Linked DNA regions of Homo sapiens: regions 1 and 2 are each linked to region 3. A link is a contact called in ENCODE Hi-C or POLR2A ChIA-PET data. All regions are on one chromosome and are shown on one strand. The core of a region is the stretch at or near the end of the contact, and the rest is flanking DNA. Distances in the headings are between cores, read along the strand shown.

Region 1 (4,163 bases), core at 519-3,018, 940 kb after region 3:
TCACCTTGGGGGTCCAGCCCCACTTAATCTACTGAAACAATGTCAGGGTGGGCTTGGGGTGGAAAACAGCAGCTATAGTATTCTGGAAAAGCTCTCTAGGAGGTTTTTTGTTTGTTTTTTGTTTTGTTTTTGAGACCAAGTCTTGCTCTGTTGCCCAGGCTGGAGTGCAATGGCGCGATCTTGGCTCACTGCAACCTCCACCTCCCAGGTTCAAACAATTCTCATGCCTCGAGCCTCCTGAGAAGCTGGGATTACAGGTCCCCACCACCACGCCCGGCTAATTTTTTTTGCATTTTTAGTAGAGACGGGCTTTCAACCATGTTGGCCAGGCTGGTCTCGAACTCCTGACCTCAAGTGATCCACCGACCTCGGCCTTCCAAAGTGCTGGGATTATGGGAGTGAGCCACTGCGCCTGGCCTCCCTAGGGAGGTTCTATTACTCCTGAAAAGTGAAGAATTACAGGTGAATGTTGATAGGTATGCAAAAGATACTCTGACCTGTTTAAAAAAAAAAAAGATACTCTCAGCTTTAAAGTTTAACGGTTAAGAGCACAGATTCTGGAGTCAGACACACCCAGGTACCAGATACATTACTTGTCTTTATAAATCCACTGTCCAGAGGCCGGGTGAGGTGGCTCACGCCTGTAATCCTAGCACTTTGGGAGGCCAAGATGGGCGGATTGCCTGAGCTCAGGAGTTCGAGACCAGCCTGGGCAACATAGTGAAACCCCCGTCTCTACTAAAATACAAAAAAAACTAGTGGAGCGTGGTAGTGGGCGCCTGTGATCCCAGCTACGTGGGAGGCTGAGGCACGAGAATCGCTTGAACCCGGGAGGTGGAGGTTGCAGTGAGCAGAGACCGTGCCGTCTCAAAAAAAAAAAAAAAAAAAAATCCACTGTCCAGAAGGGATGTGCCTTGGTCTCTGGACTTACCAGCACAGTGAGCCTGGCACCACCTGGAGGGCCACCGGAAGGAGCCCCATCCCCAGGGGTTCTGAGTCAGTAGGCGTGGAATGGGGGCCGAGAACCTGCGCCTCTACCCAGTTCCCAGGCGATACGGCCGCTGCTGATCCGGAAGCTCACTTTGTGAACCACTGACGCAGCACATGGTGAGGACGCTGTATGTGAACACTCAGATATCCTGATACCTAACCCAATCCTTGTATTTGCCGCCCAGGAGTCCCCGGTTGGGTCCACCTTGCTATACGGCCTCAGAATCTCATTTCCTCTTTTGGGGTCTCAGGGCTCTCGTGTGCCAAAAGAGGGTGCTGGGCAAGATGAAATGGTTAGTTATTACAGAAGAGTTAACATCTTCAACAAGGCCCTACAGAACTTGCAGGGTTAGGGGAGAAAATAAGCGGGCTAAATCCTGTGGGGCAGCTTGGAGCTACCCTGGAGCAAGGTCTGGGCTCAGCAGGCGAGTAGGTCGCAAGGAAAGGTAGAGCCGCTCCTGCCCCACTCGCTGCTCGAGGGGCAGCTGTGGCCGACTGGGCGACGCTGACGTCCAGCCTCGGTTTTCCCCTACCTCCTCGGTCTCCACAGCGCCTCCTGGCGCCCATGTCACCGTTCTACCAAGATTGTCCCTCCCCTCACACCTTACCGCGAGCCCGGCGGATGCTGACGTCATTTCCGCCACGAGTAGCGCGCTTGCGCCAAGGCGCCGGTCGCTGTTTCACTCGGATGGCTTCGCGGTCGCCGATTGGCTGCGTGAGCACGTCGGCGGGAGGGCGCGCGACACTGCACCGCCCCTCCCTTCGCGGCGCCTGCTCTGTAGAGCCGGCGGAACCGGGTAGCTTGGCCAGGTTGTGAGGAACCGCAGCGCGCCGCAGGACCGGGCCGCTGAGCCTGCAGCCGCCCCGCGCCGTGACCTGCGACCCTAGACCCCGACTCCCTTTGGCTCAGCCCGCGCGCCCCAGGCCCGGCCCGGGCGGCGCGACGGGAGGATGAGCGGCGGGCGGCGGAAGGAGGAGCCGCCTCAGCCGCAGCTGGCCAACGGGGCCCTCAAAGTCTCCGTCTGGAGTAAGGTGCTGCGGAGCGACGCGGCCTGGGAGGATAAGGTACGGTGGAGTCTGAACAGGGCGCGGGTGCGAGGAGTCGGCTGGGACTCGGGGAACGGAAGACTGGCGCGGGCCTGCCCTCGTCCTCGTTCCGGCACAATCGAGTAGGGCAGTGGGGCGGGTGGCCCAAGGGTGTCAGAGCAAACTTGGCGGGCACTGGGCGGACAGCTGGGCTTGGAGCTCCCCGAAGGGTGGCCTAAGGATGAAGCCCCCTAGTTATGCGGAATTGGCGAGGAGCGGGGAGAGGCGTTGTCATTCGCGGGCAGGGTTTGTGCCTGAACTGGGAAAGGGAGCTGAATTCGATTCGGCCTCCGCCTTTTATGTGCAGTAGGGTTTTGAGTAGGTTACTTGTTTCTTTCGAATTAAGTAGCACAAACATTAACAGTAACAGACTTCTGCTGAGAATGCTTTCTACGTGCCAGGTGCTCTGCAAGCGGAATCTCGTTTAACTCAGAATAACTCTGAAGTGGGGTACTGTGGTACATTAAAGCCTTTTGCACATAGTGAGGCTCGCTAATCTTGAGCTGCTGTTGCTTGTTGAATGTAAAGGACCGAATACTTTGATAAGCATGAGTCAAGAGGGGAGACTGAGACCACCCGCTGGGTGAGTGTGAGGTGTGGGGGTGGAGAAACGCCACCAGATATGTGCGAGAATTGGTTGGGACTTCAGAACGTTCTTACTCGTCCCATTCGGAGGATGCTTCGTAACTCTGCTCCATGATCTGGAAGGGGCCATCACAAACAGCTTGATTCCAGGTAGCTTGAAAAGCGTATTATATTTGCAGTCATTTCTTGGTTTTCTGGGCTGCCGAAGTGGATTTTCCTTCCTGAAGTTCCTGTAAAGGGGGATGGGAGGCACTTCCTGAAGGTGCCCTTGTTCTGCCCCCAGCCCTGCCCAGCTCTTGCAAAACCTGCAGTCTCTAATCTGCTGTGTCATTTCTTTCTTTTCTTGTATAAGGACTGGTTTCTGGAATCTAGGGCAGATCAGAAACCTGAGTCGTCTGTGTTCTTCCATTAAACTTAAATATAGTGGCACCTGCCTCCAGCATTTATGGTTCTAATCCGTATGTGCGGCCAGTAGCACAATTATTATCACAGTCATTTCATTACAGGCCATATTATATATGCACCTCTAGAATTTTGATTTAGAGCACAGATTCTGGAAGTGATCGCTTAATGATGTCTAAATGTATCTTTTTTTTTTTTTTTTTTTGAGACGGAGTTTCACTCTTGTTGCCCTGCAACCTCCACCTCCCAGGTTCAAGCAATTCTCTTGCCTCAGCCTCCCAAGTAGCTGGGATTAAAGGCGCCCGCCACAACACCCGGCTAATTTTTTGTATTTTTAGTAGAGACAGGGTTTCACCATGTTGGCCGGGCTGGTCTTGAACTCCTGACATCAGGTGATCCACCCGCCTCGGCCTCCCAAAGTGCTGGGATTACAGGCTTCAGCCACCACGCCCAGCCCCTAAATGTATCATTTCTACCACATTTTAGTATAAGTAAGAGGTGAAACAGGAAGCACATACTGTTGCCTTTGGGGGGAAACAAATTTCCTGGATATGTTTAGCAGAAAGGTTTAATATTCTCCCCTTTTGCTGTCTTGTGGCACCCACTCCAGATAATTCTTGCATTTTCTGTCTTTTCTACAGGATGAATTTTTAGATGTGATCTACTGGTTCCGACAGATCATTGCTGTGGTCCTGGGTGTCATTTGGGGAGTTTTGCCATTACGAGGGTTCTTGGGAATAGCAGGGTAAGTCTTGGGTATCTTATATTTTCATGGTATCATTTCTTTTTAAATAGAGGCTTTTTTTCCTGTTACAGGAAAGGCCATTGCTGCTCTGGAGCTGTGTGTGTGTGTGATGACTAAAGCAAAGAAGCAGCCCTACAGTGGCACTCCTGGGTCTGGTGCACCACTCCTCAGGAGCATCTCAGGTCAGGCAGGTTACCTTCCTGCCTTCCTGAAGGCTGGGCCAGTCCATTCATTCATGGGTCTAAAGTGACCTCATGCAAGAGGCTATGACTACTTGTTCGTGGCATGCACTCTAGTTCTGCTGTGACCTTTGTACCTGTGCGAGTTTGGGAAGTAGGAACTTCTGTATTTGACG
Region 2 (4,269 bases), core at 1,117-3,616, 800 kb after region 3:
CAGTGACAGGCAAACTTGTAGCCCAGGCCTCTTCTCCACAGCCCGCAGCGTTTCTCCAGGTTTATGGCTTCTGCCTGATAGCCTACCCCTCAGGCCGCCTTCCCTGGGTCTGTTCCCATCTGTTCTGGGAGGAGGGTTTTCTTGACATTTCCCCAGTCTCTGAGCTCATCTTGAATTTAAAAGGAGGCTATCTGGAGGCTGGGTGGGGACTGAGTCACCACCTCCCGTGGCTTTCTCATCCTGAGCAGCAACCAGACACACCCAGAGGGCCACTGCTGGAGACCTGCAGATTGTAAATGCCACACAGGCTTTCTTCCCAGAAGCTCAGATGGGCTCTTGCGGGAAGGCTGTCATCGTGGTTCTGTATGTATTTCTTCCTTCCCCTAGCCACTTTGAGAAGTTGTTGCCTGTCCTTTCCCGCTTCAGCCTTTATTAATGCTGTCCTCTTCCCCTATAGTGCCCTCTCTTCCCCTAGAGGCCCACACTGTCAAATGCCACCTCCCCCAGGAAGTTTGTCCTTGCTGGCTCTGGAGTCCCAGCAGGACTCCTGAGGATGCTTACGGCATGACCTTGGCAGGTCACGCCACCTTTCTGTGCCTCAGTTTTCTCATATATAAAATTTGGGTTTCTTGTCTTTATAAAGCTCCATCCCTAGACACTCTCATTTGGCAGGTCTTGGGGCAGGAATCACATGCCCCTAGGTTTTTAAACCAGCTCTCTAGAGGATGCTGGTGCTGAGAGCCTGTCGGCTGCAACCTGGGAAAAGCTGAACTGAGAGGACCCTGGTTTGCATGACAGCCTAGCTTGTTGCTGTGTGACCTTGGATTAGTCAGCTTTCTGTACCTCCGTTTTCCTCCCTATCAGATTGGGATGGAAATGAGAACTCGTGTAGTAACAGCCCCTCAATAAATGGCAGTCATCACCATCATCAGCTTTGTTTTGTGTGGGGATTGGTGGTTTTCAGAAGCAAGTCACCTTTCCCCTACTTGGTCCTGGCAGCAGGCACTGTCAAGTCAGACTGGGCCAGGGTGCAGGCTGTGGAATTGAACACCTGAGCAGGAATGAAGTCTAGTCCTTACAGGAATGTAATGAGGTTGATGAGGTGTGTGGTGTAAATCTCTCTCGGGTTCCCAGATTTCCCAGACCTGACTGTGGCTGCCTTTCCTCACTCAACCTGTGCTGGAATCAGCTGTGTTAACAGACAGACCCACCCATTCTTAGAAACCAAGGCTACCTTAAAGAGAAATACAAGCCACATTCTAGAGCTAAAACATGGCTGTTCCACAGCATGGAGGCAGGCCCAGGGACGGGTAGGGATGCCTAGGATCCCAGAGCAAGACTAGAGCCACATCTCTGCCTCCCTCCCCCGGGCTCCCTCGTCTCTGTACATCACTGGCCTGGAGCCCTGAGGTCTGGTTTGGCCAGTGAACAGTTTCCTCATGGGATAGGAGCAAGAGAAGTGGTCCCAAGTGGTCAAAGCGAGTCTCTCGCTCTTGCTCTCTCTCTCTCTCTCTCTGTCTCTCTCTCTCTCTCTCTGTCTCTCTCCTCTCTCTCTCTCTCTGTCTCTGTCTCTCTCTCTCTCTCTCTCCTCTCTCTCTCTCTCTCTCTCTCTCTCTCTCTCTCTCTCTCTCTCTCCCCCCCCCTTCTCTCGGCCCTGCCTTCCTAGCCCTGGGCCAGGCTCTGAGAGGATGGGGATTAATAGACAGACAAGGCGTCTCTGCCCTGAGGAACTTATGGTCTGACAAGAAGACAAGCCTACAATTATGAGAGACTGTGTGACACTCTGTAATTAAGCGTCTGCTGAGGAAAAGCATTGTCTGAGAAGGAAGAAGTGAGCATGAGCCAGAGGAAACAAGAGCCCTTTGAGGGGAGCTGGATTTGCAGAGGCAGAGGGTGGTGCCGACATTCCAGGGAGGTGGGTGCAGAGGGCATGGCTGGATGATAAGTGTGCATTTAGGGAAACAGCAGTATGCTAGTTTTGCTGAGGCATCAGGGCTCTGGCTGGAAAATCTGGGTGGAGCCAGGAGGTTGTAGGCAGTGTTAAACAGCTGAAAAGCAGAGGCACTGGGGAGGCATGGAAGGTTTTAGAGCAGAGGTAGCACAACTGGAAGACTTTCCAGAGGATGAATCAGGCTGGGTAAATTGGAATGAATAAAAATCACAACAGGGAGGAGGCTTTGCAGGCATCCAGATGACACAAGAGGGTGAGGTTTGGGTGGGGCCCATGGGAGTGGGAAGAGCCAATTGGGGTAGCAGAGGATGCTGTGCTCCCTTAGGAAAGCTTGGCCAGCGCTCTGATGGGCCAGAAGGGAAAATGTTGGGTGTTGCTGGTTTGGGGCAGGAAGTAGCAGTCTGAGCACATTTCTTGTACACCTGCTGTTTGCCTGGCTCTGCGCCAGGGGCTCCACAAGGGCGCTCATGAAATCTGTACAATAAGCCAGAGGCAGATGGACTTCCCATCCCTGTTTTGCAGATAAGGAAAAGGTAGCTCAGGCCCAAGGCCAACTGTCTCCAAACCGTGTCTCTTCCCACAGCTCAGCTCTGCTTCTTGGAAAGGGAACTCCTGCTTTTAGGGTCCCAAGGGGCTGAGCCTTCTTTCCCTTTAATTAGGAGCAAGCACATTTATCCTAAAAGCCCACAAATCTTGCTTTCTAAGGATCCTGAAGGTCAGGGTGCCAGTTTAGAATTCCTTAAAGGTGGAAGAGTCAGAGGAGCTAGGGACCCTCACACAAGCAGTTTTACACACTGGACTGTGAGAAGGTTCCGGAGTTGTGCTGTGTATATGTCCAGTCTGATAGTAGGCATGTCCACCACTGGGTCTGTTGGAATTCTCAGCCAGCCCCCACCAGAGAGGGGCCCAGCCAACGCAATCAGTCACCCACAAAGGCGGGAAGGGACTTGTCTCCAAGGTGCCTTGCACAGGAGAGCCAAGTGACGGAGGCTAGGACTCATTTCTCAGGCTGCAGCCAGGAATCCCCAGTGGGCAGAGGGAAAGGGAAGGGGACTAGTGCTTACACAGTGGCTACCATGGGAGGCAGCAGTGGTTGGTCCCAGTGTACAGCCAGGAAATTGATGGCTTGGCCGAGGCCTCCCAGCCAATCATTCTCTCTGTGTGCAGCCCACACTCCTCTGAACACAAACTTGGTCATGAGGCAGAGCAACCACATGGCAGGCACAGCCTCCAGGTGCCCCTCACCCTGCTGGTCCCTTGCCTCCAGCAAACACCCAGCATCTGTATGCCAGTTTGCTTTGGCAGATACTCTGAGCCCAGTGGTATGCAGGGTACAATTGTAACTGTAACCGTGTTCGTCATACCAAAATCTGGACAAAGGTTTTGAGAGATTTTTTGCTCCTTTGGAACAGAGGTGGCCTGAGAAATGCTATTTGGACTTTGGAACAGTGGACTAGAGTGACCTATGCTGTCCCTTTCCATTGTAGTAATTCATTTGATGACCATCTGGAGCCAGTTGCTTTCTCGTAAATTTGCTCATTCTCCCGTATATTCATTCTTTTTGTTTTGTTTCAGCACGTTGGTTCTGGATCTTTAATATTTGTTTAGTTTGTTTTGATTTGCAGAGCACTTTCATACACATTATCTCAGTAGATCTTTATCCAACTTTGGAAAGTATTACTATTCTTATCATCCTTGTTTTTCAGAAGAGGAAACTGAGGTTCACTGGTAGAAAGAGGCTTGACCAAGCTCACTGTGGCTGAGCTACTTATTCAATAAATATTTATTAAGTGCTGCTCTGTGCCTGGCAGTGAGCTGGCCCTGGGGAAACACTGACAGACAGAGCTGCCTTAAAGACTTAGTTTCTGACCTCCCAGAGTCTGCAGCAGCAGCACACCGAGATCTAGCCAGGATCCACCCCAGGCTCCTAACCTGCATCCTGGGCCCTCTCCACTTCAGGTCCCTGTAGTTTGGGCCTGTGGCTTAGGTCTAGACTGTTGCAGCCCGTGAGCCCTTATCCTGGAGCATCTTGGTATAAAGCAAGCCAAGGCATAAGTCTCTGCAAACCGAACTTCAAAAGTAACAAAAGAGGCTGGGCATGGTGGCTCACGCATGTAATCCCAGCACTTTGAGAGGCTGAGGCGGGCGGATCACCTGAGGTCAGGAGTTCGAGACCAGCCTGGCCAACATGGCAAAACCCAATCTCTACTAAAAATACAAAAATTAGCCGAGCGTGGTGGAACATGCCTGTAATCCCAGCTACTCAGGAGGCTGAGGCGGGAGAATTGCTTGAACCCGGGAGGTGGAGGTTGCAGTGA
Region 3 (3,766 bases), core at 1,168-3,667:
TGAACATTTACTATTAAGCACTTGTGGGCCAGACAAAAGATATAAAAGTGGACATCATCAGTCTCTGCATTTTAGGGAGGGACATCTAAAAGCATCTTTTGTGCAACCAACTACTGACACTTGGTTCTTCCTACAACATCTACAGAAGAAAACATACATTCATACAATGACAGAATGGCTCTCTGCAAAATGGAGTAAAAACTATCAACACTGTCACTGGATTCCAGCACCTGGAACACACTGGCCCACAACATCAAGTTTCACACCTAAAGACTGTACTAACAACTCCCAAACTCTCAATACTCAATCATCAAAACATTTGACGTGTCAAAGAAGGTGAAAGAAGCCCAAAGAGTACTGGTATTAGCATGTAACAATACGTTGCAAGTAACCACACAATTATTTCTAAAGCTTCACATTTTTCATCTAACAGATTTGAACATAAAGAAAATGAAAATTATACATTACAATCCATAAGCAAAGTAATCACATTTAATCGAGCATATATAAAAATGTATTCCCTGTTTCATTAAAAATCTGTCCAATAATATATACTAAGCACATCTTCATTGTTTTGTATAAACACGCCAAACATTTCACTTTCTTCATAAATTACCATAACGTTATTTGAACCACCTGTAACAGTTCTTCCCAACTTTTTATACTCTTTGAAAATGTCTGCACACTTTCCACTAAATCCAGAAATCCTCCATTCTTATCAAAACTGCCAAATTTCAAAAACAAGTACAACCAGTCTTGTATTGTAGTTCTATAATTTAAAAAACAAGATTTCCCTATGTGTCCAGACTTGAGGGATTTTTCTCGACTGCAAATGCTCTGAGATGCATTAACAATATACACTAGTTAACAAGGTCCCAGACAATTCTTGTTGCTAAGACTGCATTTTGCAAAAATTACACCATTTCAAACCATTCAAGCAAGAAGCTCTAAAATACTGCAGTCACAAGCCTAGCCTCTCCCTTCAACAAACCTTCAGTTGCCATCACACTTTTTTCCAGTGGGTTATACTGACTCTATTATTGAATAATATAAAACGGTCCCTACCAACTTCTTCAATTTATATTAGGTTATCTCTGAGAATCCTGGAGCCAAGGAGGGTTTTAGGGCCCAGAAATCTCTTAAAGTCTGCAATTCTCAGCATGACACCACGCAGATGAGTAAATGTTTAGCACTTAATACTGAGTAACCCTCACAAGAGCCCCTCAGATTTGTCACTATAAAGCACACGTTGGAGGCACACAAAAAGCCCGTACGTTTACAACCTAGCAGCTAAGCCTGCTGCACTGGCGTCCAACCCCGTCACTAACCTGTAGATCCTCAAAGTCCCTCCCACCACCCAATTCACGTGGCTGCAAACTAATGCAGCCAAGCTTCAGAGAAACTCAATTAACTCTCCATCAAAAGCACCCACCCTCCGCAGCCCACTGGATCTCGTCCTCCTGAAATGCCACAGGATCCTCTCCCGAGGGAGCCGTAAATGTGCTGCTCACAGCAGCCCCTTCCCTACTGGGGGACCAAAGGCCTGGCATCTTACTACAATTCTCAGAGCCTCAGGAGGCGTACTCACCCCACCCCCTCACCTCCTAGCTTCAGACGCCGGCTTCTCAAAACTGCTACACCCTCGAGTAAAGCCCCTCCCCAGCAATGGACCTCGGAGGCATTTCACTGCAAACCCCTCCACCTTCAGGCCACGAAGGCGGCCGGTTGTGACACTTCCTTTCTGAACTCACAGGAGTGTACCGACTACAGCTTCCTCCCCACAGGTGTGACCTGGGTCCCCTTTTGCTGGTAGGCCACAAAGGCCTCCTTTCCATTTCGGGTTGAAGGAGTGTCCTCACTACGATTATCTCCCCACCTCCAGGCACAGAGATGTAGTTATAACCTCTGCTTCACTGGGGGAGACAAGAAATCCTCCGTACTCGGGATGTAGGCGTGTTTTTACTGCAGTCCCCGTTAGCTCGCAGGCCGCTGAGCCAGCCAGCTCTGGCCTGCCCCCTCTCAGACCACGGGGGAGTCCTCGCTATGGCCTCGTCCCCACTTCGGTACGCAGGCTCATCCTCTTGCGTCCTCCTTGCATCCTCTCAGATCTCAGAGGCCTAAGTGGCATCCCACTCCCCCTGCAGCCCTGCCTCGACCCTTTGTGTGGGGCGCTAGTTGCCGCGGGCTCGAAGGCCTCCGAAGGCCCCGCCCCGGGCCACCAAGGGGCACCACGAGCCCCGCACAGCCCCACCCGTTCAGGGGCTGCGGGAGTCTTACCGGGGAAAGCTGCGCGGCACCAGAACCCAGACCCCGAATTACCCCCCGCGCGAGTGCCTCCGCCCCGCGGCCGACAGCCCCAGCCCGAACGGCTTCCCGGAGCCCAACGCAGCCACCACCTCCTTCGCCGCTTCACAAAATGGCCGTCGGCCCGCTCAGCGGCTCCGCGTTCCAGAAGGGGGAGGAACGGCGTGGTTGACGTCAAGGGGCCGCGCAAGCGCGCTGACGGTCTCGGGCGATCTCCCGGAAGTTACTGGGTTTTGTGCTAAGAGGGGGATATTCAGTCCCTGCTTGCGACTGTTGGCGCACAGGACCGACCTTGGGCTAGTGGCCCTGGCGGGTGGGCTGGGTATGAGTGTCTAGCTTGGCCCTTCACTGCAAGACTGTGCAAATTGCTTCACGTCTTCCAGTTTCCGCGGAAGGAGCGAATTGTGCTTACCTCTAAGTTTTTTGAGGATTAAATGGACCACAACGTGGTGGCTAGTTATTATATCCTGACAAAACAGCCAAAACCTGATTCTTTTTTCCCATTTAAGAGTTTATACAGGCCGGGGGCCGGGCGCGGTGGCTCACGCCTGTAATCCCAGCACTTTGGGAGGCCGAGGCGGGCGGATCACGAGGTCGGGAGATCGAGACCATCCTGGCTAACACGGTGAAACCCCGTCTCTTCTAAAAAATACAAAAAATTAGCCGGGCGTGGTGGCGGGCACCTGTAGTCCCAGCTACTCGGGAGGCTGAGGCAGGAGAATAGCGTGAACCTGGGAGGCGGAGCTTGCAGTGAGCCGAGATTGCGCCACTGCACTCCGGCCTGGGCGAAAGAGCAAGACTCCATCTCAAAAAAAAAAAAAAAAAAAAAAAAAGTTTATACAGGCCGAGCGCGGTGGCTCACGCCTATAATCCCAGCACTTTGGGAGTCCGAGAAGGGCGGATCATGAGGTCAGGAGTTCGAGACCGGTCTGGCCAACAAGGCAAAACCCAGCCTCTACTAAAAATACAAAAACTAGCTGGGTGTGGTGGCGGTGCTTGTGGTCCCAGCTACTTGGGAGGCTGAGGCAGGAGAATCGCTTGAACCCGGGAGGTGGAGGTTGCAGTGAGCCCAGATGGCGCCATTGCACTCCACCCTGGATGACAAAAGCGAAACTTCGTCTCAGAAAAAAAAACAAAAAAAGAGTTTTAATCTAGGGCAGGGCGCAGTGGCTCACGCCTGTAATCCCAGCATTTTGGGAAGCCGAGGCGGGCGGATTACCTGAGGTCAGGGGTTCAAGACCAGCATGGCCAACATGGCGAAACCTCGTCTCTACTAAAAATACAAACATTAGCTGGGCGTGCTGGCTGGCGCCTGTGGTCCCAGCTACCAGGGTGGCTGAGGCAGGAGAATCGCCTGAATCCGGGAGGTGGCGGTTACAGTGAGCCAAGATAACGCCATAGCACTCCAGCCTAGGCGACAGAGCAAGATTCCGTCTCAAAAAAAAAAAAAAAATTAAATCCA

What was found. A loop is a pair of places that touch in the nucleus more often than their neighbours do. ChIA-PET counts read pairs that join two places held with the same protein, here RNA polymerase II (POLR2A). Pooled maps may share reads with other maps.
Region 1: a pooled map shows a loop between it and region 3 (7-fold over the local background). The contact joins the promoter of RAB5IF here to the promoter of CPNE1 in region 3. A Hi-C loop is called at or near these places in 7 of 50 pooled maps. POLR2A ChIA-PET finds 5 or more read pairs at or near these places in 4 of 52 experiments (GM12878, PC-9, activated B cell and 1 more).
Region 2: a loop to region 3 is called in a map of CD8-positive, alpha-beta T cell, with 5 times the contacts of the local background. The contact joins the enhancer-like site here to the promoter of CPNE1 in region 3. A Hi-C loop is called at or near these places in 1 of 168 maps with a recorded cell type or tissue (CD8-positive, alpha-beta T cell), 1 of 37 single-sample maps with no recorded cell type and 9 of 50 pooled maps. POLR2A ChIA-PET finds 5 or more read pairs at or near these places in 1 of 52 experiments (GM12878).

What each region holds. Positions count from the first base shown.
Region 1 is chr20:36,604,011-36,608,173 of GRCh38, forward strand. RAB5IF (RAB5 interacting factor) reads left to right here and starts at 1,769. Exons shown (of 4, transcript NM_018840.5): 1 at 1,769-2,055; 2 at 3,705-3,808. The coding sequence starts at 1,942. TGIF2-RAB5IF (TGIF2-RAB5IF readthrough) reads left to right here. Exons shown (of 5, transcript NM_001199535.2): 3 at 3,705-3,808. RefSeq lists enhancers at 643-692, 1,423-1,562, 2,914-4,113 and silencers at 684-1,083, 1,763-2,072.
Region 2 is chr20:36,465,430-36,469,698 of GRCh38, forward strand. All of the region lies in intron 7 of DLGAP4 (DLG associated protein 4), which reads left to right. Among named protein-coding and RNA genes, the nearest start is that of MYL9, 74 kb to the right of the region's middle. RefSeq lists enhancers at 1-431, 7-186, 2,206-2,255 and a silencer at 77-371. Within about 2 kb of position 2,367, at least 27 of the 41 ENCODE cell types and tissues checked have a DNase peak (open chromatin) inside an H3K27ac peak, as active enhancers do; they include CD8-positive, alpha-beta T cell and GM12878, where a contact is called at or near this core.
Region 3 is chr20:35,662,483-35,666,248 of GRCh38, forward strand. CPNE1 (copine 1) reads right to left here and starts at 2,418. Exons shown (of 16, transcript NM_152925.3): 1 at 2,278-2,418. It overlaps RBM12 (RNA binding motif protein 12), which reads right to left and starts at 2,418. Exons shown (of 3, transcript NM_006047.6): 1 at 2,278-2,418. RefSeq lists enhancers at 1,127-1,246, 1,241-1,746, 1,587-1,636, 1,957-2,066, 2,251-2,755 and 1 more and a silencer at 1,985-2,279.